Regions from separate parts of the Homo sapiens genome. Here region 2 is linked to region 1. Evidence: chromatin loops called from intact Hi-C (ENCODE). Cell type or tissue: testis. All regions are shown on one strand. Each heading gives the region's core, and the rest is flanking DNA. Links, peaks and the distances in the headings are about the cores only. Region 1 has its middle 8.5 kb from the start of EFNB1. Region 2 has its middle 110 kb from the start of LINC00269.

Region 1 (15,175 bases), core at 6,339-14,338:
ATTGCTGGTGGGAATGTGAAATGGTACATTCACTTTGCAAAGGAATTTACAGTTTCTCAAAAAGTTAAACATAGAATTGCCATATGACCTAGCAATTCTATTCCTAGGTGTATAACCATGAGAAATATAAACATATATGTCCACACAAAAAATTGTACATATACGTTCATAGCAGCATAATTGATAATAGACAAAAGGTGGAAGCAATCCAGATGTTCATCAAGTGATGAATTACTAAAAATTATATGGTCTATCAATGCAATGGAATATTATGTGGCAATAAAAAGGAACAAATTACTGACACATGCTCCTACATGGATGAACCTCAAAATGAGATGCTAAGTGAAATAAGCCTGTCACAAAAGACCACATAGTGTGTGTCTATATATATATAAAAATATATATATAAATATATATAAAAATATATATATAAATATATATAAAAATATATATATAAATATATATAAAAATATATATATAAATATATATAAAAATATATATATAAATATATATAAATATATATATAAATATAAATATATAAATATATATATATAAAATGTTCAGAATAGGCAAATCTATTGAGACAGAAAGTAGATTAATAGTTTCCAGAGGATAGGGAGAGAAAGGAATGGGAATGGTTGGTGACTGCTAATGGATAGGAGTTTTTTGGAGGAGGGTGAAAGATTCTGAAATTAGATAACAGTGATGTTTATACAACTATACGCATCTAAAAACTACTGACTTGTACACTTTTAAGGGGGCAGTCTGGGCACAGTGATTCACGCTTGTAATCTCAGCACTTTGGAAGGTCAAGGTGGGAGGTTCGCTTGAGCTTAGGAGTTCGAGACCAGCCTGGGCAACATGGCAAAACTCCATCTCTACAAAAAAAATTTTAAAAAATAAGCTAGGCATCAGCCTTCCTAGAGATCTAGACAGCCAAATACAAGAAGCTCAAAGAACACCTGGGAAATTTATCCCAAAAAGATCATTGCCCAGGAACATAGTCATCAGGTTGTCTAAAGTCAAGACAAAGGAAAAAATCTTAAGAGCTGTGGGGCAAAAGCATCAGGTAACCTATAATAGAAAACCGGCTGGGCACGGTGGTTCACACCTGTAATCCCAGCACTTCAGGAGGCTGAGGTGGGCAGATCATGAGGTCAGGAGTTTGAGACCAGCCTGGCCAATATGGTGACACCCCATCTCTACTAAAATACAAAATTTAGCCAGGCGTGGTGGTGCATGCCTGTAGTCCCACCTATTTGGGAGGCTGAGGCAGAAGAATCACTTGCACCCGGGAGGTGGAGGTTGCAGTGAGCCAAGATTCTACCATTGCACTCCAGCCAGGGTGACAGAGCGAGACTCTGGCAAAAAAAAAAAAAAAAAAGAAAAAAAAAGAAAAACCCAATCAGATTAACTGCAGATTTCTCAGCAGAAACACTACAAGCTAGAAGGCATTGGGGCCCCATCTTTAGCCTCCTTAAACAAAATAATTATCAGCCAATAATTTTGTATCCAGCAAAACTAAGCTTCATAAATGAAGGAAAGATGCAGTCTTTTTCAGACAAACAAATGCTGAGACAATTCACCACTACCAAACCAGCACTATAAGAACTGCTAAAAGGAGCCCTAAATCTTGAAACAAATCCTCGAAATACACCAAACCAGAACCTCCTTAAAGTATAAATTGAACAGGACCTGTAAAACAAAAACACAATGAAAAAAATAAAAACAAGTTATTCAGGCAACAAATAGCCAATGAATAGAATAGTACCTTACATCTCAATACCAACGTTGAATGTAAATGACCTAAATGATCTACTTAAAAGACAGGGACTGGCAGAATGAATAAGAATTCACCAACCAAGTATCTGCTGTCTTCAAGAGATTCACCTGACACATAAGGACTCACAAAAACTTAAGGTAAAAGGGTGGAAAAAGATATTCTATGCAAATGGACAGCAAAAGTAAGCAGTGGTAGCTATTCTCATGTCAGAGAAAACAAACTTTAAAGCAACAGCAGTTAAAAAAGACAAAGAGTGACACTATATAATGATAAAAGGACTTGTCCAATAGGAAAATATCATAATCCTAAATATATATGCACCTAACACTGGAGCTCCCAAATTTATAAAACAATTACTACTAGGCCTAAGTAATGAAATAGGCAGTAACACAATAATAGCGGGGGACTTTAATATTCCACTGACAGCACTAGACAGGTCATTAAGACAGAAAGTTAACAAAGAAACAATGGACTTAAACTACACCCTACAACAAATGGACTTAACAGCTATTTACAGAACACTCTACACAACAACTGCAGAATATACATTCTATTCATCAGCACATGGAACATTCTCCAAGATAAACCATATGATAGGCCACAAAACAAGTCTCAATAAATTTAAGAAAATTGAAATTATATCAAGTATTCTCTCAGACCACAGTGGAATAAAATTGGAAATCAACTCCAAAAGGAACCTTCAAAACCATGAAAATACATGGAAATTAAATAACCTGCTCCTGAATTATCATTTGGTCAAAAATGAAATCAAGATAGAAATGAAAAAAATATATAAACTGAAAGATAATAGTGACACAACCTATCAAAACCTCTAGGATATAGTGAAGACAGTGCTAAGAGGAAAGTTCATAGCATTAAATGCCTACATCAAAAAGTCTGAAAGAGCACAAACAGACAATCTAAGGTCACACCTCAAGGAACTAGAGAAACAAGAACAAACCAAACCCAAACCTAGCAGAAGACAAGAAATAACAAAGATCAGAGCAGAACTAAATAAAATTGAAACAAGAAAACTCCAAAACATAAATGAAACAAAAAGCTGATTCTTTGAAAAGATAAATGAAATTGATAGCCCATTAGTGAGATTAACCAAGAAAAGAAGAGAGAAGATACAAATAAGCTCAATTAGAAATGACACAGGAGATACTACAATCGATACCACAGAAATACAAAAGATCATTCAAGGTTACTATGAACACCTTTATGTGCATACACTAGAAAACCTAGAGGAGATGGATACATTCCTGAAAATATACAACCCTCCTAGATTAAACCAGGAAGAAATACAATAGCAGACCAATAACAAGCAGCGAGACTGAAATGGTAATTTGAAAAATTGCCAACAAAAAAAGGTCCAGGACCAGACAGATTCACAGCTGAATTCTATGAGACATTCAAAGAAGAACTGGTACCAAGCCTATTGACACTATTCCAAAAGATAGAGAAAGAAGAAATCCTCTCTAAATCATTCTATGAAGCCAGTATCACCCTGATACCAAAACCAGGGAAGGACATAACAAAAAAAGAAAACTACAGACCAATATCCCTGATGAACATAGATGTAAAAATCCTCAATAAAATACTAGCTAACCTAATCCAACAGCATATCACGAACATAATGTACCATGATCAAGTGTGTTTCAGACCAAAGATGCAGGAATGGTTTAACATATGCAAGTCAATAAATGTGATACATCACATAAACAGAATTAAAAATAAAAGTCACATAATCATCTCAATAGATGCAGAAAAAGCATCTGACAAAATCCAGCATCACTTTATGATAGAAACCCTCAGGAAAATCAGCATAGAAGGGACGTAACTTAAGATAATAAAAGCCATCTACCACAAACCCACAGCCAACATTATATTGAATGGGGAAAAGTTGAAAGCATTCCTCCTGAGAACTGGAACAAGACAAGGATGCTCACTCTCACCACTTCTATTCAACATAGTACTGGAAGTCCTAGCCCGAGCATTCAGACAAGATAAAGAAATAAAGGGCATCTAAATCAGTAAAGAGGAAGTCAAACTGTCTCTCTTTGCTGATAATATGATGGTTTACCTAGAAAAACCTAAAGACTCCTCCAAAAAGCTCCCAGAACTGACAATGAATTCAGCAAAGTTTCAGGATACAAAATTAATGTTTACAAATCAGCAGCTCTGCTATACACCAACAGCGATCAAGCTGAGAATAAAATCAGGAACCCAATCCCTTTTACAATAGCTGTAAAAAATATATATATTTAGGAATATACCTAACCAAGGAGATGAAGGACCTCTATAAGGAAAACTACAAAACACGGCTGAAAGAAATCATAGCTGACACAAACAAATGATAACACATCCCGTGCTCATAGATGGGTAGAATCAATATTGTGAAAATGACCATAATGCCAAAAGTAATCTACAAGTTCAATGCAATTCCCATCAAATACCACCATCATTCTTCACAGAACTAGAAAAAAGAATACTAAAATTTATATGGAACCAAAAAAGAGTCCACATAGCCAAAGCAAGACTAAGCAAAAAGAACAAATATGGAGGCATCACATTACCTGACTTTAAACTATACTATAAGGCCATAGCCACCAAAACAGCATGGTACTGGTATAAAAAAGGCACTTAGACCAATGGAACAAAATAGAGAACCCAAAAACAAAGTCAAATACTTAGAGCCAACTGAAGTTCGACAAAGCAAACAAAAATATAAAGTAGGGAAAGGATACCCTATTCAAGAAATAGTGCTGGGATAATTGGCAAGCCACATGTAGAAGAATGAAACTGGATCCTCATCTCTCACCTTATACAAAAATCAACTCAAGATGGATCAAAGACTTAAATCTAAGACCTAAAACCATAAAAATTCTAGAAGATAGCATTGGAAAAACCCTTCTAGACATTGGCTTAGGCAAAGACTTCATGACCAAGAACCCAAAAGCAAATGCAACAAAAACAAAGATAAATAGATGGGACTTAATTAAACTAAAAGGCTTCCACACAGTAAAATAAATAATCATCAGAGTAAACAGACAACCCACAGAGTGGGAGAAAATTTTCACAAACTAGGCATCCGACAAAGGACTAATATCCAGAATCTACTAGGAGCTCAAACAAATCAGCAAGAAAAAACAAACAACCCCACGAAAAAGTGGGCTAAGGACGTGAAGAGACAATTCTCAAAAGAAGGTATACAAATGGCCAACAAACATATGAAAAAATGCTCAACATCACTAATAATCAGGGAAATACAAATCAAACCCACAATGCAATGCAATACCACCTTACTCCTGCGAGAATGGCCATAATCAAAAAATAAAAAAATAAGAGATGTTGGCTTGGACGCAGTGAACAGGGAACACTTTTACACTGCTGGTGGGAATGTAAACTAGTACAGACACTATGGAAAACAGTGTGAAGGTTCCTTAAACAACTAAAAGTATAACTACCATTTAATCCAGCAATCCCACTACTGGGTATCTATCCAGAGGAAAAGAAGCCATTATATGAAAAAGACTCTTACACATGCATGTTTACAGTGGCACAATTCACAATTGCAAAAATATGGAGCCAGCCTAAATGCCCACCAACCAACGAGTGGATAAAGAAAATGTGATATATATATCACATTGTATATATATATATACATACACCATGGAATGCTACTTAGCCATAAGAAGGAACAAAATAATGGCATTCACAGCAACCTGGATGGAGTTGGAGACCATTATTCTAAGTGAAGTAACTCAGGAATAGAAAAACAAACATCGTATGTTCTCACTCATAAGTGTGAGCTAAGCTATCAGGATGCAAAGGCCTAACAATGATAGGACTTTGGGAACTCAGGGAAAGGGTGGGAGTGGGCTGAGGTATAAAGGACTAAACATTGGGTACAGTGTACACTGTTTGGGTGATGGGCGCACCAAAATCTCAGAAATCACCGTTAAAGTTATTAAACTTTTTCATGTAACCAAACACCACCTGTTCCCCAAAAACCTATTGAAATAAAAAAATATGGGAACAACAGACACTGGGGTCTACTAGAGGTGGGGAGAAAGGGAGGGGGGCAAGGGCTGAAAAGCTACCTGTAGGGTACTGCGCTCACTACTTGTGATGGGTTCAATCATACCCCAAACCGCAGTATCATGCACTATTCCTTTGTAACAAACCTACACATATACCCCTTGATTCTAAAATGAAAGAGAAAAGAAAAACAAAAGGACAATGTGGTATCAGTACAAAGACAGAAAAATAGAGCAAGGGAATAGAATAGAGTCCAGAAACAGACCCACACATATATGAATAACTGATTTTTTACATTATCAATATTCCTTGCAAGATGAGACTATAAAATACATCTTGGTCACTCTGTCTTGTGCCAGCTACCATGTCATGAGTAACTCTTGGGAGATCCCCATGTGGCAAGGTACTGAGGTCTCTTCCCAACAACCATGTGAGTGGGCTTGGAATCCCCTAGCCTCACTCAAGCCTTCCGATGGCTCCATCCTCAGCCAAGTTTGACCAAAACCTCGTGAGAGAGTTGGAACCAGAACCTCTCAGCAAAGCCACTACTAAATTCCTGCTCCTCAGAAACTGTGTGACATAATAAATGTTTGCTGTTTTAAAGCAAAAAAAAAAAAAAAAAAAAAAAAAAAAAAAAAAAAAAGCTAGACATGGTGGTGCACACCTGTAGTTCCAGCTGCTCAGGAGGCTGGGGTGGGAGGATCACTTGAACCCAGGAGATGAAGGCTGCAGTGAACTGTGATCACTCCACTGCATGCTAGCTTGAGTGACAGAGCTAAGACTCTGTCTCCAAAAAGGGGGCAAATTTTATGGTATATAAATTACATTGCAATAAAACTGTTATAAAGTAACAAACAGGCTGGGTGCAATGGCTCATGCCTGTAATCCCAGCATTTTGGGAGGCCGAGGCAGGTGGATAACCTGAGGTCAGGAGTTCGAGACCAGCCTGGCCAACATGGTGAAACCCCATCTCTACTGCAAATACAAAAATTAGCCAGGCTTGGTGGTACGCGCCTGTAACCCCAGCTACTCGGGAGTCTGAGGCAGGAGAATTGCTTGAACACGGGAGGCGGAGGTTGCAGTGAGCTGAGATTGTGCCACTGCATTCCAGCCTGGGCTACAGAGCAAGACTCCATCTCAAAAAAATTAAAAATAAAAAATAAAAAAACCCACCACCAAAACCAAAAATGAACAATCTGAAAAACAGTAACATAATAAAAATAATGGCCGGGTGCGGTGGCTCACGCCTGTAATCCCAGCTCTTTGGGAAGCCAAGGCAGGCGGATCACCCGAGATCGGGAGTTTGAGACCAGCCTGACCAACATGGAGAAAACCTGTCTCTACTAAAAATACAAAATTAGCCAGGAGAGAAGCATGCCTGTAATCCCAGCTACTCAGGAGGCTGAGGCAGGAGAATCACTTGAACCCAGGAGGCAGAGGTTGCAGTGAGCTGAGATGGCACCACTGCACTCCAGCCTAGGCGATAGAGGGAGACTCCATCTAAAATAATAATAATAATAATAGTAGTAGTAGTAGTAATAATAATAATAATAATAATAATAATAATAATAATAATTTGGGCTCTAGACCTCAGAAAGTTCCAAGAAAAATGAACATTCTTAATATGTAAGTTGTTCTTACAAGTTAATTTTAAAAATCACAAAAGCAAAGGAGACAAATACCCAAAGATGAGACTAGACACAAATGGCTAATAAATATGTGAAGAGATCAAAAAGACAGCGAATAAGGGCTATGACCTCCATGTCGCTTGCTATATAAATGTCTCACTCATTTAACCCTCACACCATCCTATGAAGTAGGCTCTCAGCTTCTTGCAGGGAATGCCGCAGACTACTCAGGACTGTGTATCACCTTGTCCCACTCATGGTTCTCTCCTGACCTGCAGTGGTGGAGTGTGCCCCCACAATGCCCATCTGGGCACCATTGACTCCAGTGGCCTGACTTAATCCAAGGGGTCACTGAAGGTATCAAGAGAATTCACTGGACTGCACACTTTCAGGCAAGACTCCTGGAAACATTATTTCCAGAAGTGGGAGTTTTGCTATATGCTAGGTGGCAGCACCTGAGCCCATCTTCCCTAATGAGCTCCTGGAGTGCAAATATTCTGTGTGGCAGGCTACATGCAATATGTGCACACCCATCAGGCTTAGCAATTGGCCGGGCTGATAGGGAAGTTGTCAGCTGCTGATGGAAGCTGAGTTGCCCAGCGAGGGCACGCACACCCCTATGAGGAAGACCACTGTGCTCATGCCCAGCAGTGGACCCTGGAAGGCCCTGCTGGCAGGGCTGAGATTTCCTGCAGGAAGCTGTTCTGTACTACACCAACTGGAGGAAAAATGGGTAATCACAGTCACAGACTCCTGGACCTTATTGCCTAGCTGTAGCAATTTCAGCCTGGACATTTTTAAAAGCAGGTGTTACCAATCATCCCCTTTGGACATAAAACCCCGTAATAAAGTGTCCACGGAAAGTCCATCCTGAAACCTGCAAGCTCGGGTCCTTGCAGAATAGGCTTGGGAACCTGACTGGGCTGCCTGCTTTTCAGGGTTATTAACTCCAAGCCAGGGCCTCATTAAAACACGAATGGTAGGAGCAGGCAAGGGAAGGAGAGGAGGGTTGGAACACCTCAGACCCCCACAGTGGGCTCTTTTCCTTACTAGCCAGAGCTGACTCTTCACACCAACGACTACTAAGAACTGAGTGACTGAAAGAGAGTCTCAGGTGAGTGGCTTCCATGGGGAGGGGAGAAGGTAAGGGCGACCTGCCTCAGTTTCCTCCAAGATCACCAGGTTGGAGAGAGACAAAATGTCTCAGGGAGCCATGGACAAGAGTGAGGGTGGGGTTGGTGAGCCCTCTACTCAAACGTGCTTGTTGGTTTGGGATTGGTGGCTAACTGGAAATGGCATGTGGTGAGGGGAAGTGACTTGAGTGTCTCTCTCATCTCTTTAAGTCTCAGGTCCTGGAACCTGCCAGGGTCAGGGGAGGCCCAGCAGTGTTTGTGAACTGGACTCACCTATGCTTATTCCTGGGAGAGACTGGCAGGATCTCTGTTGGAATCTCCCTCTTCGGTCCTGGATTCTTGACTTTTTCACGCATCTGATGTCTGTAGGAGTGTCCTAATTAGCTATAGCCTCTGTGTGTGACAGGATCTGGGAGACTGCTCATCTGGCCTGGGCAATCTGTCCTTCTGTCAAATGGTGAAACCAGAGAAGACTTTCCCTGAGATGAGGAGAGGGGAGCAGGAGGAAGGATGCAGAGCTAGTCCCTCCATGTTCCATGGAGCATACAAGTCTTTGCTGTGGCCAACACCATTCCTTGACATCAGGGGCTGAGCTGCAGTCATCTCCGTGTCCCTCCCAGGAATAAAGGCTGTGTCTGGCATGTGGCTGATGTAGATATTTGTGGCTTGGAGCCAGAGAGACCTGCATAAAACTTTGGGTTCTGTTGCTTACTGGATGGGAGACACTATTTAAGTCACTTGGCTTCTGAGTGCACCAGTTTCCTCGTCTGTATATAGAATGAGTTTCTTATGAGAAAATGGATACAAACAATCTGGAATGTAGTAGGTGCTCAATAAATAGTGGCTGTCACTACCACTACCGCTGCCATCATCACCATCACCATTAGCATCTGTGGAGTGCCTCCTGTATGCCCATCCTTATGCTTGGCCTTGATGCATAAAGATAAAGGAGAAGCAGTCAGTGGTTTCTGCCCCAGGTTAGTATCTAGTGAGACAGCTAAGATGTACACAAATAATGAAAATCCAAGTGGAGATCTCGGGCAGTACAGTCAGAATATGGAGCTCAAAGAGAGGAACAGTCCCTGTGGGCTAGGGCCTTCCAGGAAGGCTGTCCAGAGGAGGTGGGTGCTCAGGCAGGCCTGAATAGATTAACTTCCAGTGTCTGGAGGGAGGATAGGGAGAAACGAGGGCGTTCCTGGCTTAGCTCAGCCCAGGCCAGCACCGGAAGCTGGCCGTGTCCCGGTCTTCTGTTCGGCTGCTGGGGGCGAGGCTCAGTGCTGGTTCAGCTTTAGGGATGCAAATACTTAGCTGGCCATCAGAGGTCGACAGAGTTTGAGAAATAGGCAGGCTACTAGGGAGCGGAAAAGATTGCTTGGGGACTCCACCACTTTGATTCAATAACCTGTCTCTTTTCCTCACCTCTTTTACTGCCTCTTTTCCTCACCTCTAAGATCACACCCTCTCCCTCCCTGGTCTTTGGAGCCCTAATTCCTTCAGGCACTAAGTTAGTGCAGAAGCTCCCAAACTTCCTGTATTCTGCACCTCTGCCAGGGACACCGATCCCAGGAGGAAAGTTCCCTCCCTCTCCACACCCCACCCTTCCCAGTTAAGGCAGGGGCTGCCGCAGGCTCTGCTTTGTGTCCTGGAGAAAGGCTGTGGAAGAAAAACAAGCCAGGCCAGGGAGATTGATGTTCCTCTGAGGGGCTGGCTTCCTGGCGAGGAAGATGCTGAGTGGTTTGTCAATCGAGGTTTGTCAGGGCCTCAGCCTCACCCCAACACTTCTTTGGGCAGCCCTGGAGAGGAGGATGTCTGGTGGGGGTGGGGCGGGGAAGGCTTGGTTGAGAGACTAAAGGCTTAGAGACTGGGCCCTTACCAGGACCTTCCTCATTGAAGGTGGGAAGGAAGGTCTCTAAACCAAGATAGACTAAATTGTGAGTGGGGAGGGGAGGTGTCAGACATCCTGGCTGGGTTGGCTGAGGGGCAGCTGGAGGGTGGTGGGCCTGGGTGCCATATATCTGCCAGTGGTTATCTGGCCAGCTGGGTCCAGCCCCTATTCTGTCCTCGGGATGCCCCAAGAGGCTCGTGGTCTCTCTCCTGGTAGGCCTGGGGTTATCAGCCAAGAAAGCCCAGAACCTGACCCTTTAACCTCCATGGTTGGGTGGGAGGCAGGATGCTAGCTCGGAGTCCAGAGAGGGCTCAGAGCTAGGGGGCTGGAGCACTGAGGAAGCAGCTTGTCCTTCCCTCTGCTCCTCGGTTGCCCAAATGCACTCTCGGCTTGGGGTGTTCCTCCATAGGAACTTTATTCCCGGTGTTTGTGGGGCCTGACGTGTCTAGTGTGTTCACTCGGGAACCAGGAGGAGGACCTGGCAAAGATGCATCCCATCGCCCTCCCCCAGGCCCACTGGCCCTCTGAGATGAGGAGCTAGGCTGGGGTCAGTGACAGATGAGGACAGGTGCTGCTCCCTTCCCTCGAATTCCTGTGCCCCTGACAGTGATGAATGGCCCAGCCTAGCCTTGCACATTCTCCAGGTAACCAGAGCAAGAGAGCAACAGGCTTACCCTTACCTAGGCTGCCTCCTGCTGGGCTGGAGAGCAGAGGACAGGGGCACTACTGGAGGAAACTGAGCCTAGATCAGTGAAACCCAGCAGGGCAGGGGTTTCTGAAGATGAGGCCTCTGAGGGCCCAGGGTCCCAGCTGCCCTTCAGAGGCTTGTCCACCTGTTATGCACACCAAGCCATGCTCTGGCTCTCAGATGCCCTATTTCAGGCTCTTACAGGGACAGGGGGGCAGGTCATTTGCCTGCATGGAGCTTGAGGCTTTGGGACAGATGTCTAGGAGTCCAGGGTAGGGGTAAGGGGTATGAGGAGGAGATAAAGAGAGAAGGAGGGAGGGGGACCAGACCCATCTGAGGGAGAGAGGGGCTCCTCCCATCCCTAGTGCCATTCTGCCATCAACCTGACACAGGCTAGCATCTGGCAAATCAAGATGATCTCAGTGCAAATACCCATAAACCAGGCATGCAGCTGGGGCAGGGACAGGGAAGGGCTGGGGAGAGAGTCTGGCTGAACCTTTGGCCTTTGGGACGACCCCCTTCTTCCCCAGCCACCGGGAACTCTCGTGGGTGCAGTGAAAACAGACTTCCAGATCTTACCCGCCTGAGGCTAGATCTCACCTAGCCCTGGGGTATGATGCAGCCACGTGGGGAAAGGAGGAAGAGTGGGAAGTCTCAGGTCCCACCCCAGGCTTGCCCAGAGACTGACCTACAGATAGGGTGAATTGGAAAAAAGCAAAGTATTCATTGAAGAGAAAGGGCAACCCAAGATCAGCATAGACCCCAGCTGGTCTCAGCTAGGAGGCAAGTGTGGGCAGAGGGAAGGACAGCAGAGAAGGGGGTGGTGGGAATAAGCTGGCTGAGCAAAAGAGCACTTTGCAGACTGAGGTTGGTGGAGCAGAGGATGCAGCCAGATTGAGCCTGGAGCCTTAGTTTTCTCATCTCTAAAACAGGTCTATCAATATCAACCTCAGGGATGTTGTGAAGATTAAACAAACATAATAGAGCACCAGGTGAAAGCACCCAGCCACACTGCCTGGCATACAGTAGGTGTTTAATAAATGGTAGCTCTCCCTCTCCTTGTAGGGAATAGGTGCCAGTGTATGTGAGATGTGCAGGTACAGGTAGTAGGTCTTCTAGGAGGAAAATAGGAGGCATGGGGCAGGCTAGAGATGACTGCAGACAAGAGAGAGGGTTGCTAGCCCCACTGGGTTGTCCCAGTTGGCAATGCCTTGGACCTCAAGTTAGGATCCTTGCTCCCTGACTCTTCAGTCTGCTTTTCTAACTGTTAGCTCTGGCTGGGCCTGCTGGCTTTCCCAGGCCCACACCTTGGCACACACTCCTTTCCACAGCCTTGGTATATCAGTGTGGCCTAGTTTACATCCTGACTTTTCCACTTCCTGGCTGGGTGGCCTTAGGTGAGTTATTTCACCTCTCTGTGTCTCAGAGTGCAAGGCAGGCAGGGAGAAGTCAAGGACAAGGGCCACAGAAATAGAAAGGTGTGTGCATGTTCATACACATGTGTAGATGATAGTGAACATGAGAAACTCTGGGGGCTAGATTTTAAATTCCACGAGGACAGTACCCGGTCCTGCCACCTTCTGCTGAATAAATGGATAGGTGAGAAAGAATGAGAGTTTGTGTGCATATATGTACAAGTGTGTGAGAATATGAGAGGAGATAAAAAATGTGCATGTGCCACACAAAGCATGTGTGAACAGGTGAGAACGTGTGTGACTGGGGATGAGAGTGTCTCTGTGGGAGGCTCTGCAGAAGAGTAAGAGTTTCCATTTAGTAAGTACCACAGTGGGCCAGGCATGATACTAAGCCCTTCACATGCATTGTCTCATTCACCCGTCACCACGGCTCTGTGAATGAGGGACGACCTCTAGGTTACAGACAAGTAACTGAGGCACACAGAGGTGAACTGACTTGCCCAAGGAGACACAGTTCATAAGCAGGGAACTCTGTGGCTCTGAAGTTTATACCTCCCTGCTGCTCATGGGTGTGGGAAGCTGAGCTCAGAAGGAGCAGCTCTGCTCTCCCAGGGCTGCACGATGCCCGAGGCTTCCTGCAGCTGCCAGATGTTCTCCTGCATCTCTGGGTCCAGGATCCCCCACATACAGGTATCAGTGTTTGGTGTTCCTTGTGGGCAGGGCTTGTTGGAGCTGCTCTTTGTGTCAACAGGGATGGCCCCGCTCAGAGGTCAGCACAGAGGCACTGCTCAGGAAATGCTGGTGGACTTGAAACCTGATAGTTGTGTGTGTGTGTGTGTGTGTGAGCACGTGCGTGGATGTGTTTGTAATGACACAGTAACCTGGGAGAAATGGGTGGGGAGTGACTGCCAATGGTATAGGGAGGGCTTGGATGAGAGGGCCCCCATTGCTCACAGATCCTGACTTCCTCTCAGGCTCCCTTGGGAGTAATTTTTCCCTACCTCGGGGGCCTGAATCATTACATCTGAGGCCCCGCCAGGGTGGGTCAGGAGGTGGGAACCTGGAATCACTGGCCTAGCCATGGCAGGGAGTAGGCTCAGCTCTGCTCCTGAGGCCCCTGTAGCTGGTGTGGGCAGGTTGAGGCAGAAAGGCTGTGCTGTGAGCAGGGATAAGTAGCATGTGGAGCAGGTCTGGACATAAAGAGTCTTCTTCTCATTTCCTCTGCCACCCTGCCCACCGGGATTAGGTGCTGGCACACTCAGGAACTGCTTGTCTTCCCATGTTTCCCAAGACTGGCCGCATAGCCTCATCTCCCCATCCCCCACCTGGCCTTGGGCTCTCCTCCTGTGGGGCACCGGGCATGCTGGCTGTGGGGAGGAAGAATCAAGGCTGGCTCTAGGGTTGGCAGTGGTGGTCTTAGATGAGAAGAACTCTGGGCTATGGCCAGGAATATAGATGAACTTTCCAGGCCTGGCAACCTCTTGAAGGACAGTGAGGGAAGAGTCCTGGCCAGCCCCAGGCTGCTGCTGTCCATGCACGACCCAGCCTTAACCAGGAATGAACCAAAGAAGCAAAGAAGCAAGGATTGGCTGGGAATTTGAGCCAGTATGGTACAGGGGAATGGCCACAGGCTTTGGAGACAGATGTCCCAGGAGTCAAATCCTGCTTTCACCACTGATCAGCTTGGTGATCTCAGATGAGTCACTTCTCTCTGAGCCTTACTTTCCCCTGTAGGTAAAATGGGGATACTGAAACTCATTTCAAAAGGTTATGAAAGGAAAAGCATCTAACTTGGTTCTTGACAATAGTAGGCACTCAGTAAGCAGCAGGCTGCTTTCTGTATTCAGGTTTTGATGTCCTAGCATGCACTCCAGGGATCCCAGTCTCCCAGCTAGACTACTGGTGTGTCCCTACACCCTATTCATCTCATCTCTCCTTCCTTACACCCCAATGCAGGGTCCAGCTGAGAGCTCAGAGACCCCAAACAGCTCCTTCTTTCCCTACCTACCCAGAGCCACTTCACCCTCAAGGGCTGCCCCTGGAAGTGGGAAGGGCCCAGATTTTCCCTATTTTCTCCTCTATTTGGGAGAAAATAAAAAGACAAAATCTGGGCTATTCCCACCTCTACAGCCACAAAGATCATCAGAGGATCCACTGAGAAACGCAGTAGCTCAGTCACCTATTAAGCGAGATGATGGACATGAAACTGTGTGAATGGTGGAGCACTTTGGGAATGTTGCTCATCTAATTATCTCCATAAAGAAAAAGTGGGGAGACCTTGTATTCTTGGCAGTCCCTAAGCCTACCCCAAACTCAGATATCCTTCTAGTTCTTTCCCTTCCTCCCCATACAGGGTGACGGTTTTTGCCAAGGCTACGCCTGTCCCAGGTCTTGTGCTATGGCAAGCTCCGGGTTTATCCCAGGCGCCCGCAGTGCTATGGAAGTCCAGCAGGGGGAGACATTAGCACGTGGGTACGTCCTCTGGGGTCCGACCAGCGAGAGTGGGTCGGACCTGGAAGGTCTGAGCTATGGGATCGAGCCAAGTTATAAGCAAAGAGGCAAGGCGGGGCGGGAAGAATGGGCCAGGGCTGGGAGACAA
Region 2 (15,175 bases), core at 3,863-11,862, 460 kb after region 1:
CCCGTCACCCTTCCCGCTCCTCTGTTCAGTGGGCCCAGCTGCCCATGGCGACCTTCCCCTGTTCCCTCTGTCTCTTCTGACTCAGGACTGCCCACAGAGGCTTGAACCAGCTGCACTGTCCTGTCACCAGCTGGGGCCTCAGCTCTAGCAGTGGGGAGCCAGGATCTTGGCCTCACAATGGACTGGGGGGGGGTGGCCACAGCTGGAAGCAGCTGGAAGGCAGGCCTTGTAGAAGGAAGTGCAATGGCACACACACACACACAGAGATACACAGAGACACACACACACAGACACACACACACTGGGGTTGGGTGGGTGCTCAGGGAAACCATTCCCTTTGCCTTTCCAGAGAGCAGAAGGAAAAAAAGGAGTCAGGCTGTGGCCTGAACCCTTGTGTAGCTCAAGCCCTGGGGCGCTTGGCTCTCTCAACATCAGAGGGCTATGAAGTCCCTCAAAATCTGGCACCCATCTACCTTTTGGAACTTATTTCCTGCCCCTTCTCTTTATACTCTCTGGTTCAACCAAACTCAACATTCCTCCTCTGTGCCTTCCCTCATGCTGTTCCTGCTGCCTGGATACCTGCCCTCCTCACTTCCCCGTATGCAAATTCTATCCATCAGCTAGGGCCCAGGTCAACAGCCACTTCCCGCAGGAAGCCTTCTTGGTCCTCCTCACCTCGATACCTCCCTCTTCTCTGCCCCAACCTGAAAGAAATTCTTCCCTCCTCGGCACTTCCTCTCTTAAGGCATTAGCTACTTTCTCCCTGGAATTTGAATCATCTGGATCTGCCTCTTAGACTCCTTCTAGACCAGGAGTTCTCCGAGGGAGGAGCTTGGTCAGATTCATCTCTGTATTTTCTAGCACCTTGCTTGAGATTTCTCTGAAATGTATTGTCTACCGCATACCTCACACGGGAGGGTGGCATAGTGTAGTGGGAAAAACAAGGCTTTGGAGTCAGAGGCACCTAGGGTTAAATCCCTGCCCTGCTTCTTTCCAGCTGGTGCCCTTGAACCAGTTACCTTCCCACTGAGGCTTGATTTTCCTCAGCTCTTGTAAGATAAAAATAATAATTGCTGGCTGGGCGCGGTGGCTCACGCCTGTAATCCAAGCACTTTGGGAGGCTGAGGCAGGCAGATCACAAAGTCAAGAGATCAAGACCATCCTGGCCAGCATAGTGAAACCCCATCTCTACTAAAAATACAAAAATTAGCTGGTCGTGGTGGCGCGCGCCTGTAGTCCCAGCTACTCAGAAGGCTGAGGCAGGAGAATCACTTGAACCCGGGAGGCGGAGGTTGCAGTGAGCTGAGATCACGCCACAGCACTCCAGCCTGGTGACAGAGTAAGGCTCCATCTCAAAAAAAATTGCTACTACCCAGGGTTATGGTCAATATTAAATGTGGAACTAAAAAATAAAGCACCTCCTAAAATATGTGGCACATTTTTGTGTTCAATAGATTATTTGCTCATTACTTCTCCCTTTAACAGGGTCTGAGAAATGAATGAATAAATGAATGAATGAATGAGGAGATGAATTAATGTTGTGCCATCCAGCCGGCTGTAGCCTGAGGTGCTGGGCCACTTCTGGTCTGGCTGTCCTCTCCTCCAGGCAGACCCACCCACCAGCCCACACCCCTCCATTCTGTTCCCAGCCACCCCGGGCCCACAGTTTACATGCTGAAATTCCCAGAAGCCAAGACTTCCAAACAAACCCCCCAAGTTTGGATTTATCAGCCATGCTATTAAAACAGTAATTTTCAGCTGCCTAATGTTTCCAACTTCTGCTCTAATCCAGCGGGTAAATATTTACAGAGCCTGACACCACTCCTAGGCCACTTGCTCTGCTGCCAAACATTCATTTCCCTTGTAGCTCCACTGGTTTGATATTTTTAGGAGCGGGGGAGGATGGAGGGACGTGTGTGTGTGCATGTGTGTGTGTCTCTGTGTGTGTGTGCACACATGCATGCCTGCATGTGTGTGTAAGGGGTGGGAGAGAGGCTGTCTTTCTCATGGTGAGTTCCTGGATGGGGAGAGACACAGGGTAACATAGTCCTTTATACTTCCTTCACCCTGATCTCCCCTACTGGGGGCAGAGGGGAATGGGTATGGTGCAGTGTGTACAGATCCTCAGGCATCCCCTTCCTTGGCCTCCCTCAACCCTTTCACCTTCCCACCACACACACAGTCACACATGCACACACACAGCTAGCCAGCACAAATCTCCATACAGGCTAACCATAGAGACAGCAGAGAAGCCTCGGGGAGCACATGCAGGCACTGGAGGCCTACAGACTTAGGGGCCTGCCTCAATTCTGCCATTTGCCAGATGGGTGGCCGTGACTATGTCCGTCCCCAACTCTGAGTCTGTTTCCTCATCTGTGAAATGCAGGTAAGAATGCCCAGCCCCATGGTGAGATAAGTTGGCGAGCACCAAGCACAGTTATGCTAGGTGCCCTGTAAAAAGTGCTCCCCTCTTGCCTCCTCACCCTTTAGAAAGAAGATAGGAAGCATGCCCTCCAACCCACCAATGCCCCGGTCCTGCTGGAGTGCTGATCACTTGTCAGAACTTCCATGCCCTTGCCTGTGCTCTTCCTTCTGTCTGAAATATTCCCTGAGCCCCGGGAAAGTTCTCAGCATCTTTTCTTAAGACTCAGAACACATGGCTACCTCCTCTGAGAAGTATTCCCTCATGGCCCTAAGAGAATCTCACTCTGTCTCTCTCTCTGTCTTTCTCTTTGATTAAGCATTCTTAGTGAATGAAGCCTGAGTCATATTCATCTCCATGGCCTCAGCATCTAGCACAGAACTAGACAAGGTACTCAAAGAATATTTGTTGTGCATGTGCATATTTGTTTAATATTTATGGATTGGTTGGAAGAGGGGAAGGAGCAAAGGATGGCTTTTAGCTTGAGCTATCTGAGACACTTTATCCCCCTCACAGGGAGAACAAAAGGAAGAGAGAATGGGACCAACATTTATGGAATGCTCCTTGCAGGCAGGGATCTTGTCTGTCTTGTTCCTGTTGCAACCCCAGCATTTAGAATGGTGTCATGACATTTAATGAGCTCCACTCTGTGCCAAGCAGTAAATACTTTACGTGGATTAACTTACTTAACCCTTATAACAGCCCTATGAGGTAGGTGCCTTATTGTAGAGATGGGGGTCACTGGAGCACAGAGAGGTTAAGTCATTCAACCAGGGTCACACAGATAAGAAAAGGCAGAACTGGATTTTGAACTCAGGCAGTCTGGCTTCAGAGCCTGCACTGTTACTACACTATCCTATCTCTCTTCGTAGATACTCGAGGAATATTTGTTGAATGAATAAATGAATGAATGTTTACCATGTGAATGGCTGTACATGGCACAGTTATATATATTTTTATAGACTCCTCACAGCAGCCTTTCCTTGCAGGGTAGGTGCAATCATCTCCATTGTTCAGATGAAGAAACTGAGGCTCAGAGATGTAAAGTAGCTTGTCCCGGGTCACACAGCTAGGAAGCAGCCAGGCCAGCTTGCCTCTGGTGTCCTGTCCGGCTGGAAGCCACAGGAAGAAATCCAAAGGGTGCTTTATTCTCATCCTTTAGTGCACAGAAGGGAGCAGGACTTCTGAACACAGAGGTTTCAGCACCCCAAGAGGCCAAGCTGGAAATGATCATAGATATCATCCATCCCACCCTTTCAGATTGAAGATGAGGAGCTGGGCCCAGAAAGATTAGTAGTTTGCCCAAGGCCATATAGCAACTAAGCCAGTATACCTGAGCCTGCACAGTGCCCCTCCTCTCCTCATCTCTCTCAGGTCTCCCCAGGCCACCCAGGGATCATAGTCCAGCTGGCCCGGCCATGAATCTATTTCCCCATGGGATTGGCTTCTGCTAGCTGGAAACTGAGAGGGGTGTAATGAGGAGGAAAGAGTCCAGCAGGGAGAAAATGGGTTGCTTCGGGGAAGAATTCCAAACAGATTGAGCTACAATGGAGCCCCTGTTATTAGTAGTTGTAGTATCATAAGGATGCCTGAAATGTTGGTGGCGATGATGGTGATGATGATAACGTTCACGGGAGGGGGATAAGGAGAATGAGGATTTGGCATCATGGCTTAGCAGGTTCCTCTCTTCCCCTCCTAGACCAGGATTTGCTCGACCCACTCTAAAGAAAGGACAGCCCAAGTAGGGCCACGCGGATGGCTGCGTAGGCTGAGCCCTGCTCAAGAGTGCCGGCTGCAGGTGACCAGTGGGAGCTAAAATTCAACCCCAGCTCCTTGCACCAACCCATGTACCTTGCCCAGAGGAAAAGATGGCTTTTTCTAATTGCACAGGTTCCATGTATGTTAGGAGTGGCCTTGAGATGAAGCACACAGGAGCATGTATTGGGGATGGGGCAGGGACCAAATGCCACAGGTCATCTTTCCTGGCCAGGCCAACATCCTGGAGCCAAACAGCTGTAACCCTGAATCTGTCCCATTACTTGCTCCCTTGTGATTTGACCTTGAACCAATCACTTTACCTCTCTGAGCCTCAGTTTCCTCATCTGGAGAATGGGGCAGTGTTCGGAGAGTTAAATCAGATAGACAACGTGTTGAACAGAGTCTGGCCCAGAACAGGTGATGAAAACAAAATGAATTCCCTCCTGCATCCCCTTCCCTCTTTCTCCAGGCACTAAATATTTGTTCTATTTTTGTTTGGGGCCCAAGCCCCTCCCAGGCCCCACCCTCACCTGCCTAGGTATCAGGGATTAGAAAACAAAAATTGGCCCTAGGACCTCCAGAGATCCAGAGCACCAATGAAGGACCTCTTAGGCAGTTTCTCCTGAGCATTTGTAGCCAAGACCTAAATATCTGGGCCAGTAATGCCCTGCCTGGCTGTCTGGGAGGCTCCCTTTGGGAATTAAGGAGGCTGCAAGATCCCTGGGTCTTTCCCCTGCCCATCTGCTCCCCCTCCCCAAGGCTGCTGAGAGGCTGAGGTGATGGATGGGGCTCTGACTTCCCCTCACCACTTCTTTGATGAGAAGAAAGAAAAGTCCACCTGAGTCTCAAATCAAAAACAGGTGAATTGCCTCTAAGTCAGGCTGGGCCCTCTCTGGGGTCTACAGGAAGGTTGGGGGCTGAGGGGAGAAAGGGAGAATGTGATAAATCACACTGTCAGGTGGGGGTGCTACCCTCCAGCTGCAACAAGGACCACTGGCAGCTCCAGAGCTGCCTCCTCCGAGGATGGGTGTGTGCCCAGAACAAGAGCTGGGGAACAGGCAATCATCCCTAACGACTCCCACCTCCCATCCTGCCCCCAGTTCTGTCATGCACACATACAACTTCCTTCACATCACCAATCCCCCAAAGCACGTGCCAGGTGGCAACACCACCTCACCTGCGTTCTTATATCCCCAGCATGCTCACAGCTGGGAGGCGCGAGCCTCGGGGCCTGGTCTCAGCTCGCCACCACCTTGCTGCATGTACCTGGGCAAGTCTTTGCCCCTCTCTGGACCGCAGTTTCCTGATTCATCCCACAAGGGGCTAAGTTCTTTTGGAAGCTAAGAGGTGAAAGGCAGGCAATGGCCCTTGGGTGTGTACCCTGGGGTAGAGCTGGAGGGTGGAGTGAGGACCACAGTGGTCCCATATATTGGTGTTTGACTTATCTCTGCCCCAGACCTCTTCCAGCACTGACATTCTACAATTCCAGGCACCAAGAGCTGCCCAGATCCTCAGAGTCAGGGAGCAACTATGCCAGACAGATTCCCCAACATGCTGACATCAGGGCCCACACCCAACCCCAGTCCCTCTTCCAGTGCAACTCACAGACACAGACAGACTCCTCTCTGTCACACCAGTGGCCCCTAGCATTTTAAAGGGGGCCATGGGGACAGAGGGTGAATCTGGGAGAAGCCATGCTCAGGCCTCCTGGGATTGACAGTCACCACTGAAAAATGAAAAAAATAGAGGACGGACTGGGAGAGTCCTCAGATATCTACCTCTCCATTGTCTTCAGGGGCAAACTGAAGCCCAGGGAGAGGATGGGAAAGGTCACACGGCCAGGGCCAGAGGTCAGAGCCGGAGCTGGGATCAGGCCCCAGGTCTCTGGATTCTCAATCTCCCTCCCCTCCAGAAAAGGCTGCACTTGCTAAGAGGACTGGAGGGTTTCTGACCCACAGCTGCCTCCACTCCCAGATTCCAGCAGCGCTGGATGTTCCCTCCCTCACTCCCTGTCTCAACCCGCAAAACCTGGGAGCGAGCCCACAGCCCTGGGAAGAGGCAGGGCCAAGGCCCACTCCACCCTAACATCCCGACTCCTCCAGGGAGAGGCCGCCCGAGCCAGGGCAGAGGGAAAGGAGAGGGAAAGCAGAAGAGAATGGAGAAGGGGGAAGGAGGAGGGGAGAGAAGAGAAGGGAGAAGAGAGGAGGACAAGGGGAGAGGAGCAGGAGGGGGGAGAGAGAAGCGGGGAGTGAAAGCTGAAAGCTGATAAGGAAGAAAGGAGGGGAAAGGTCCGAGGAGAGGAGATGGAACGTGGGCTCTGAGAAGGGAGAAGGCTGACCAGGCGGGGAGTGGAGGGAGGGCAGGTAGGAGAGATACACCCAAAAAAGGGACAAGCTGAAGACAAGAGCAAGGGAAAGGGGTGGGCAGAGGGGCAGGGAAGAGGGCTTCAGCCCAGGGGACTCCCCTCCCCACGTTTCACGGACCTCCCCCAGGGGCAGTGGGGGCGAATTGAAAATGAAACACCTCGTCCCCGGGCCCAGGGATGTGACCCTCGGCATAAGAGGATTAGGGAGGCTTCCAAGAGGAAATGGGGAGGGTGCCAGGAGTGGGGGAGCCGAATGCAAACTCCTGCTGCCCCCGCACCCCCCCCGCCAACGCCGGCAGAAAGTGCGCGCCTCCACGCCCATTGGAGCCATGGAGCGCCAGTGCCCCCTTGTGGCCATGGCCCTTGGCTCACCCGGCCGCAGCGGCGGTCTAGAAAACTGGGGGAAAGGGTGCACGGGGTGGACCTTTGGACACCTGAAGGGTACGAGTGCGACGAAAATCCAGGGGGTGGGTCAGTGACTTTGCTGGAGGCCTCCAAACCCTTCAAGCATCAGTAAAGACCTCAATAGTGAGCCTGGGCGTTTCTCGTTGGCCTCTCCCACCCTTGCAAGGGTGGCTCACAAGGCATGGGCTGGAGGCTCTAAGGCACAAAAAAACCAGCGCACATCCACGCCTCCGAATGCCACGCTCACCCCAGCGGCACAGTTTCCGTCCTTATCCTGGCCTCTGCCTCTCATCAGCCTCTGGGTGCCTCCCACTTCACTCCCAAGGGCCTGCTTCCCTAGGCCATAGCGCACAGCCTGTGTTTGTGTGTGCGTGTGTGTGTGCGGCGGAGTGTAGAGGTTCTTGTCCACAGTGAGGGGTGGAACTGAGCTGGATAAGACACTTACCGGGAAGAGTCAAGAACCCTGGGTTCCAACTTGCTTCCATGGCTGTCTTGCTGTGCAACTTTGAGCATGTCTTTGCCCTCTCTGGGCCTCAGGCTCCCCATCTGGAAGCAAAAGACTTGGCCTCAATGATTTCTAAGGGTCTATCCAGCCCTCTACACTCTATCTCTATCTCTAACACTCTAACTCTATCATTCCAAAAGAGAGAGCTTGAGGAAGAAACTAGTCCAACGCAAGGGAGAATTAGTAAGTACTCCATTGTCGTGTGGAGAAGGGGTTTGCAACTATAATCAGGTGGACATCCCACCCAGCCCTTGGCCCCAACTCCTCCTCCAGTGCCCTCAGCAATACTTCTGCCCCAGATCTGCACAGAGACGCCTGTGGGTTTCAAACTCAGGCCCGCTCAGTGGGACTGGGGTAACTTCTTCCACGCCAGAGGTCCAGGGCAAGAGGCCAGCCGCCCTCCTCAGTCCCTCACCATGACAGGGGGTGCAGAACTCCTTATGTGTCCATTCAAAGCCCAGAGCCCCAGAGTGGATGGAAAGTGCAAGGTCAGCAAGATCTCTTCTCTTCAGTGAGCCCAGCTCAAGGCAGGAGACTCAGCCTGGAAATGGAGAAACCTGAGCCTGGCTCAGCTCCCCCAGAGAGGAGGGGAGGGAGGGGAGGAAGCACAGGGAGGTGAAGGGCACCTCAAGGAGGCAGCCTGTCTCAGGCAGGAGATACCTTGCCCAGTGCTGAGAAAGCCATGAAGGAGAACGAAGCCCTGAAAGGTGTGGGGTGGAGGAGGCAGGGTCACCCAGCTAGGGAAATGAACCAGAAAGAAGGCAAAGAGTGTCTTTGGTTTGAGTCAGTTAGGTGCTTGAGTCTGTCAGTTATTTTTTCTCTGCCTCAATTTCCTCATCTGCAAAATGGGGGTAATAGTATTCACATCACTGAGCTGTTGTGAGGATTACATGAGTTAACATTTGTAAAAAGCACTTAGAACATTCCCTGGTACCTAGTCCGTAATTTTGTTTTATTTCTATTTTTAACCCCCAGGAAATCCCGTCCCAGAGCATACAGTCTGAGGAATCCTGGAATGCTCTAAGACCCTTATACTTAAAGACTTAAAAGAATTGATCAGGGCCGGGCACGGTGGCTCACGCCTGTAATGCCAGCACTTTGGGAGGCCGAGGCAGTTGGATTGCTTGGGGCCAGAGTTGGAGACCAGCCTGGGCAACATGGTGAAACCCTATCTCTACAAAAAATACAAAAAAATTAGCCGAGTGTGGTGGTGCATGCCTGTGGTCCCAGCTGCTCAGGAGGCTGAGGTGGGAGGATCACCTGGGCCCAGGAGGTGGAGGCTGCAGTGAGCTGTGATCACCCACTGCACTCCCGTCTGGGACAGGAGTGAGACCCTGTCAAAAAAAAAAAAAAAAAAGAGAGAAAGAAAAGAAAGAAAGAACAGCTGAGCGTGGTGGCTCATGCCTGTAATCCCAGCACTTTGGGAGGCCGAGGCGGGCGGATCACAAGGTCAGGAAATCAAGACCATCCTGGCTAACATGGTGAAACCCCGTTTCTACTAAAAATAGAAAAAATTAGCCGGGCATGGTGGCGGGCACCTGTGGTCCCAGCTACTCGGGAGGCTGAGTCAGGAGAATGGCATGAACCCGGGAGGCGGAGCTTGCAGTGAGCCGAGATAGCGCCACTGCACTCTAGCCTGGGCAACAGAGCAGACTCTGTCTCAAAAAAAAAAAAAAAGAAAGAAAAAAAGAAAAGAAAAGAAAGAAAGAGAGAGAGAAAGAAAAGAAAAGAAAGAATTGATCAGGTTCAAATTTCACTCCTCAGCTCCCTGCTACCCATTATGAATACAAATAGGTCAATCTAAGCTCACAGACTGAAAAAGACTTACCTAAGATCACACAGCAAATTGTGGCTCAGTTGAGGTTTCTTCACTGCCAGGCCTGAACCTCACTGTTTGTCCTTCCCTAGACTGGTGTCCTTTGGTATCTCTGCTTGCCAGCTCTGACCCTAAATCTTAGATGGGATCTCAGCAAGTGTCCCAGTGGCTGGACCACAGCTCTGAGACTGGGAGGCTCTCTTTCGGTTTGTTGAAGGTCCTGTCTGGCAGTTAGTTCATCTCTTCACTCCTGTGTCCCTTGGAACCAGTTTTTCCAGCTGAAAGGAACCTTGGAGGTCAGCTGGTCCCCAAGCTTCCCCTTTCATCTGCCATCTGCCATCACTAGAGACCTCCATCACCATCTTTTTCCATCTCTGTACCCTCTGACCCCCTCCTTCAAACTCCCTGCCCCTGACTCTGCCCCGTCCTGCAGGTCTTTAACTCCAAATAACCTAGACCCTCCCTGGCCTCTTGTCGTATTTCCCTGGGGGCCAGCTGTGTCTGGTTGAAGAGCTTGCTCAGCCTGGTGATTAACATCAAACAGGACAACCAGGGAAACAGAGTCATCAGTCCTATTCAGCTCAGCAGCCAGCTGGCCCTCCTGCCTTGCCACCACCCCACCAGGCTGGCCGCTATGCCAGGTTTTGCCTTTTCTCAGTTTCTGCTTGGAGCGGCCAAGCGTAACAAGCCCAACTGCCCTGCCCAGGAGAGGGTAGTGTCCAGAGACTCAGGCAGGACTCCAGGCCTACGGAGAAGGTGACCATGGGCCACCACCAGCAGGGCTGAGGAGGTGGAGGAGCTCTCTCATCCTTCCAGCACTGCCCCCTCCCTCCCTGCAGCCCAGCTTGGGCTGGGCTATTCCCTAGCGCCTGGGCTAGACCTGTTTCCAATGATTCACGTCTATGCATTCCCACCTCGCCCCTGGGAGCCAGCTCTGCACTCTTAATAGATCTTACGGTTAAGAAGTTTTTTCCTGCTACTCAGCGTTAGTGCTTAAAGTGCAGTTACACTCTGAAAATTGACCATAAAATGACACCATGGGGTCCACATTTATCCTCCAGTCACAATTCCAGACCAGCTTGGTTCAGTTTTCAGGTTGAAAAATGGCTTTTGGGGGCTTCAAACTCCACCCAAGTCCTAAATCTGCCTCAGTGCTTCCCCCTCAGTGGCGCCTCCCTCCCCCAGGCTGGGGGAGAGGCAGGCCCTTGGACTGCTGAGGTGGCGAGCCAGGCCCAGCTCAGCTTGGACCATTTCCTGCCACAGTTGGGTGGAGGTGGGGGCAGCTGTGGGAGTGTGAGGGACTTGGCCTGGACATAGGCAGAGATGGGCCCAGCCTACCCAAGCTCTGGGGCCTTGAATGAGCCCCCATGCTGTGAGGGACACTGGAATGAGTCCCCCTTCCATCCCTGCTCTCCTGGCAGGGCGAGGGCCAAGGCTGAGAGAGGGAGCTTCCTCAGCCCAGAATCTCTGCAGAGCCTCTGGGAGGCAGGGTGGGAAAGGGAGGGATACTGGAGGTCTTCAGATGCCCCCCCTGCCCATTATTATGCCTTGAGGCAGGGGCAACCCTCTGTTCAATCGCTCTTGTTTGCTCAGCAAATGTGGCAATTCTCTTATCTTGGGTGTGCTACTCCTCAACTGTTTGGCCAGTCAGTTTAGGGCTAAGGGCTGGATTCACACTTGCTCTGGCCTTGAGATCACCCCTGGTGCAAGTCAGAATAAGGAGGCACCTGGCAGTATAAATGTGGGGGCCACGGGCTTTAGGTCTGAGCGCTGTGAGCTGCTGGCTCCTCAGGTTATCGGCTGCCGCTGCCGCCAAGTGCCTACACTAAAGCACAGGCAGGTTACCTGTAGGAGGACCCTCCTTAGTGTTTTTCCCTCCTGTTTACTCGAACAAGGCCTGGTTATCTGGTTCCCAAGTCTACAGCAAATTAGAAGCAGTAAATCAGAAGGAGGGCAGAGGGGCTGCTGGAAGCAGGCACACTAAAAGTGTCAAGAAGTGAGAGCTGATGGCCTGACAGCAGGGGAGTAGGCAGCAAACTAGTAAAACACAAAACAACCCCAACCAGGTACAAGAGCTCAAAGAAGACAAACAAGCTGGGGCCATTTAGCCTAGCGGGGACACCCTGGGGGAGAGCGCCACAGCACAGTGCTGATAATGGTGGGCTATTAATGAGGAGGACCCCAAATCTTTAGAAAGAAGAGTCCAGGAAGATGAGGAAGATATTTCCTAAACACGTATGTCAAAAATGAGTGATCTTGGGCCGGGTGTGGTGGCTCATGCCTGTAATCCCAGAACTTTGGGAGACCGAGGCAGGCAGATCGCCTGAGGTTGGGAGTTCAAGACCAGCCTGACCAACATGGAGAAACCCCATCTCTACTAAAGATCCAGAATTTTCCAGGCAAGGTGGCACATGCCTGTAATCCCAGCTACTCAGGAGGCTGAGGCAGAAGAATCACTTGAACCCGGGAGGCAGAGGTTGCGTTGAGCTGAGATTGCACCATTGAACTCCAGCCTAGGCAACAAGAGCGAAACTCCGTCTCAAAGAAGAAAAAAGAGTGATTTTTTTCGGGGGGAGGGTTTTTTGAGGTGGGCACTCACTGGAATAAAATCTCAGCTTTCAGGCAAATTCTAAAGTCCAGAGTGCCTCATTCCTCAAACCCTCCCCACCCTACAGAGCTGAAGTCAGCTGGGTGACCCATTCCAAGAGCCAGTGCACAGAGAGGCATGCCTGCCTGCTTTGGAGCCAGTCCTGAGTTCAGCCCCAGCTCCACCGCTTGCTGTCCATGGGACTCTTGACAAGTCACGTTACCTCAGCTATTTCCTCTGTAAAATGTTGGCAAGAATACCTGCTTTGCATGGCTGGGAGGATTCAGTCAGTAAAATTAAAGCCCACATGTCCAGCCCCCAGTGCATAGTAGGGACTCACCTGGTGTTTTGTTTTTCTCCTTCGAGGAGGTCTCCTTCCAGAGGTCAGAAAATTGTGGCCCAGCCTGTCTTTCCCAGCCCTCCCTTGTGATAGGATCTCAGCGGGCAGCAGCACTGGGGCTTCTGCTCTTAGCCTTTTTGGCAGGGACAATGGAGCTCGGAGGTGATACTGGCTTTGGGTGGGGCTATCTGCTGGCATGTGCCAGAAGATGGGGGAGAAGGAGGAGGAATCAGGGCTGTGGGAGCCAGGGGTTAAGGCTGTGGGGAAGAGGTCAAGAAGCCCCTTTTGCTTCTTCCTCTTCCTCTGGTCTCCACAGCCTTCCCTTGCAAGAGCATCTCCTCTAGCCTTCATGATGCCAGTCAAGAGCACCTGGAACTCGGGCTGGGCATGGTAGCCCATGCCTGTAATCCTAGCAGTTTGGGAGGCCAAGGCGGGTGGATCACTTGAGGCCAGGAGTTTGAGACCAACCTGGCCAAGATGGTGAAACCCCGTCTCTACTAAAAATACAAAAATTAGCCGTGTGTGGTGGTGTGCACCTGTAGTCCCAGCTACTGGGGTGGCTGAGGCAAGAGAATCGCTTGAACCAGGGAGGCAGAGTTGCAGCGAGCCACTGCACTCCAGCCTGGGTGACGGAGCGGGATGCCGTCTCAAAAAAAAAAAAAAAAAAAGCACCTGGAACTCAAGCCAGGAATAGTGAAGAGGGGCCCACCTCCTGGGGGACAGGTGCCAACAAATGTCATGGGAAAAGTACCTGTGGCACAAGCTAAGCTGGCCAGTGGCAGCATGGACCAGGCATAACCAGTGTCTGAAGACAGGCGGGTACACCTGGCACCTGCTGGCTGGGACACCAGTATTCCAGAGACATGTGGAACACAGTCCCTCTGCTCAGAGGCAAGCTTCAAACTTTCCCTCATTGTCTTTGGTGAACACCCTCCCCGCCGTGCCATGTAGGTGGGGCCGCAAAAGACAGGAAGGCTCCTGCTTGGGGAGAATGAGGGAGTAGGAGACACCTGGATCTATCTCATTCAAGAGAGAAAAGTGACATTTGAAGGACAGTGAAAAGAGCACTAGATTAAGCCAGTCTCATCCCATACCCAGACTGGTGCCATCTTTTGAGTTTCAGTTTCCCCAAAGAGCTTGGGCTTTGGGGACAGACAGACCTACTTCCTCGATGACTCTGGGCAGGTCATTTCTCCTTCATAAGCCTCAGTTTCCTCTTCTACTTCATGGGATTGCTGAAGAGAACCTGTGATTAAAAGGACTGGCCTGGCACAGTGGCTCATGCCTGTAATCCCAGCACTTTGGGAGGCCGAGGGAGGTGGATCACAACGTCAAGAGATCAAGACCATCCTGGCCAACACGGTGAAACCCCGTCTTTACTAAAAATACAGAAAAATTACCTGGGCGTGGTGGCACGTGCCTGTAGTCCCAGCTACTCAGGAGGCTGAGGCAGGAGGATTGCTTGAACCCGGGAGGCGGAGATTGCAGTGAGCTGAGATCGCACTACTGCACTCCAGCCTGGTGACAGAATGAGATTCCATCTCAAAAAAAGAACAAACAACAACAACAAAAGGACTAAGCCTGGTGTCTGGGGAGTACATACTAAATGGTGTATGTCTACACACTCCACTCCTCCGAGCACTTTTCATGAATTGACTCCTTTACTCCTCACAGCAATGCTGTGGACTAGGAATTGCTATAATGCTCATTTTAAGGACGGGGACACTGAGGTTCTGAGGGTGTAAGTGACTTTCCCTATGTTGCATAGCTAAGAAGCCACAGAAGCAGGATTCAAACCCAGGCATCATGACTCTAAAGCTTTTACCAATTATGCCATAATGAGGATTTTTTAAGCAAATGGATGCAAAAGTGCTTTGTCAACTGTAGGCTGCTAAACTCATGTGAGGGGAGGGTTGTGTTATTTAAAAATCATATCGGCCAGGTGCAGTGGTTCACGCCTGTAATCCCAGCCCTTTGGGAGGTCAAGGCTGGTAGATCACTTGAGGTCAGGAGTCTGAGAGCAGCCTGGGCAGCATGGTGAAACCCAGACTCTACTAAAAATACAAACAAGAAAAAAATTAGCCCGGCATGGTGGCGGGTGCCTGTAGTTCCAGCTACTTGGGAAACTGAGGTGAGAGGATCACTTGAACCCAGGAGGTGGAGGTTGCAGTTAGTCAAGATCACTCCACTGCACTCCAGCCTGGGCAACAGAGTGAGACTCCGTCTCAGTGAAAAAATTAATTAATTAATTAAAATAAAAATCATATTATCAGCTAGTCCCTGGAGACACGGTGGGCACGAGACTGTAGAATGAAAGGTCCCCCAGCCCTGCAGGTCTGGGTGGTCCCTACCAGGCCTCTTGTTTCCCTGGCTTCCAACAACCCATGTTCCTCTTGGCCTTGGCCTTCATGTGTGGAGCTTCTCTGCTGGCACCTGTCCCCTGGGACCTAAGCCTGTGGAGGGTGGCTCAGCACCCTGCTGCTGCCAGGAAAGGGACATCAAAGTGGCAGCATGAGGGTGAGATGGCTGCCTGCTTTGTTTTTAGAGGCTGTGGGTTTCATGGCACACACACAAGCATGCAAGGAAGGGGAGACAGACTGGCTGGCAGGCAGGCAGGTCAAGGAGCTGGTGGGCTAGGGAGTGGCTGGGAGGAGCAGTGTGGAAGGATGAGGGTGACAGCAAAATGTGGCAAAGGCCCAGAGGGAGGGAGGGAAGAGGTGGTATTGGTGTGGGTGGCTGGGAGGGTGTGTTCATTATGTCACTGCTGCTGGGCTTCTGGAGGGAAGCCCTGGGGAATGCTGCACGCCTAGCAGCAGGCTGCTAGAGGGTTGTGGGCTGCCATCGGTTGGTATTTCCTTCCTTCCTTCCTTCCTTCCTTCCTTCCTTCCTTCCTTCCTTCCTTCCTTCCTTCATGCATGTATGCATTCATTTCTACATTCATCCGACAACTACTCATTGAACCATCAAGTATGGAATC

Evidence for each region. Hi-C counts contacts between places; a loop is a spot of excess contacts. Peaks named below come from ENCODE experiments on the same cell type or tissue, not always from the same donor. Only the 100,000 strongest peaks of a DNase experiment are listed, where the experiment ranks them.
Region 2: a loop joins it to region 1, with 9 times the contacts of the local background. A loop is called at or near these places in 99 of 110 quality-filtered maps.

Annotation. Positions count from the first base shown.
Region 1 is chrX:68,812,939-68,828,113 of GRCh38, forward strand. No RefSeq gene overlaps it. Among named protein-coding and RNA genes, the nearest start is that of EFNB1, 8.5 kb to the right of the region's middle. RefSeq lists enhancers at 10,203-10,703, 10,704-11,204. In testis, for the core only: a CTCF peak has its summit at 9,917 (motif pointing right); a DNase peak (open chromatin) is centred at 9,863.
Region 2 is chrX:69,279,279-69,294,453 of GRCh38, forward strand. No RefSeq gene overlaps it. Among named protein-coding and RNA genes, the nearest start is that of LINC00269, 110 kb to the left of the region's middle. RefSeq lists a silencer at 1,230-1,412 and enhancers at 6,720-7,701, 10,689-11,580, 14,189-14,689, 14,690-15,175. In testis, for the core only: a CTCF peak has its summit at 6,895 (motif pointing left); DNase peaks (open chromatin) are centred at 6,223 and 6,873; H3K4me3 peaks cover 844 bases.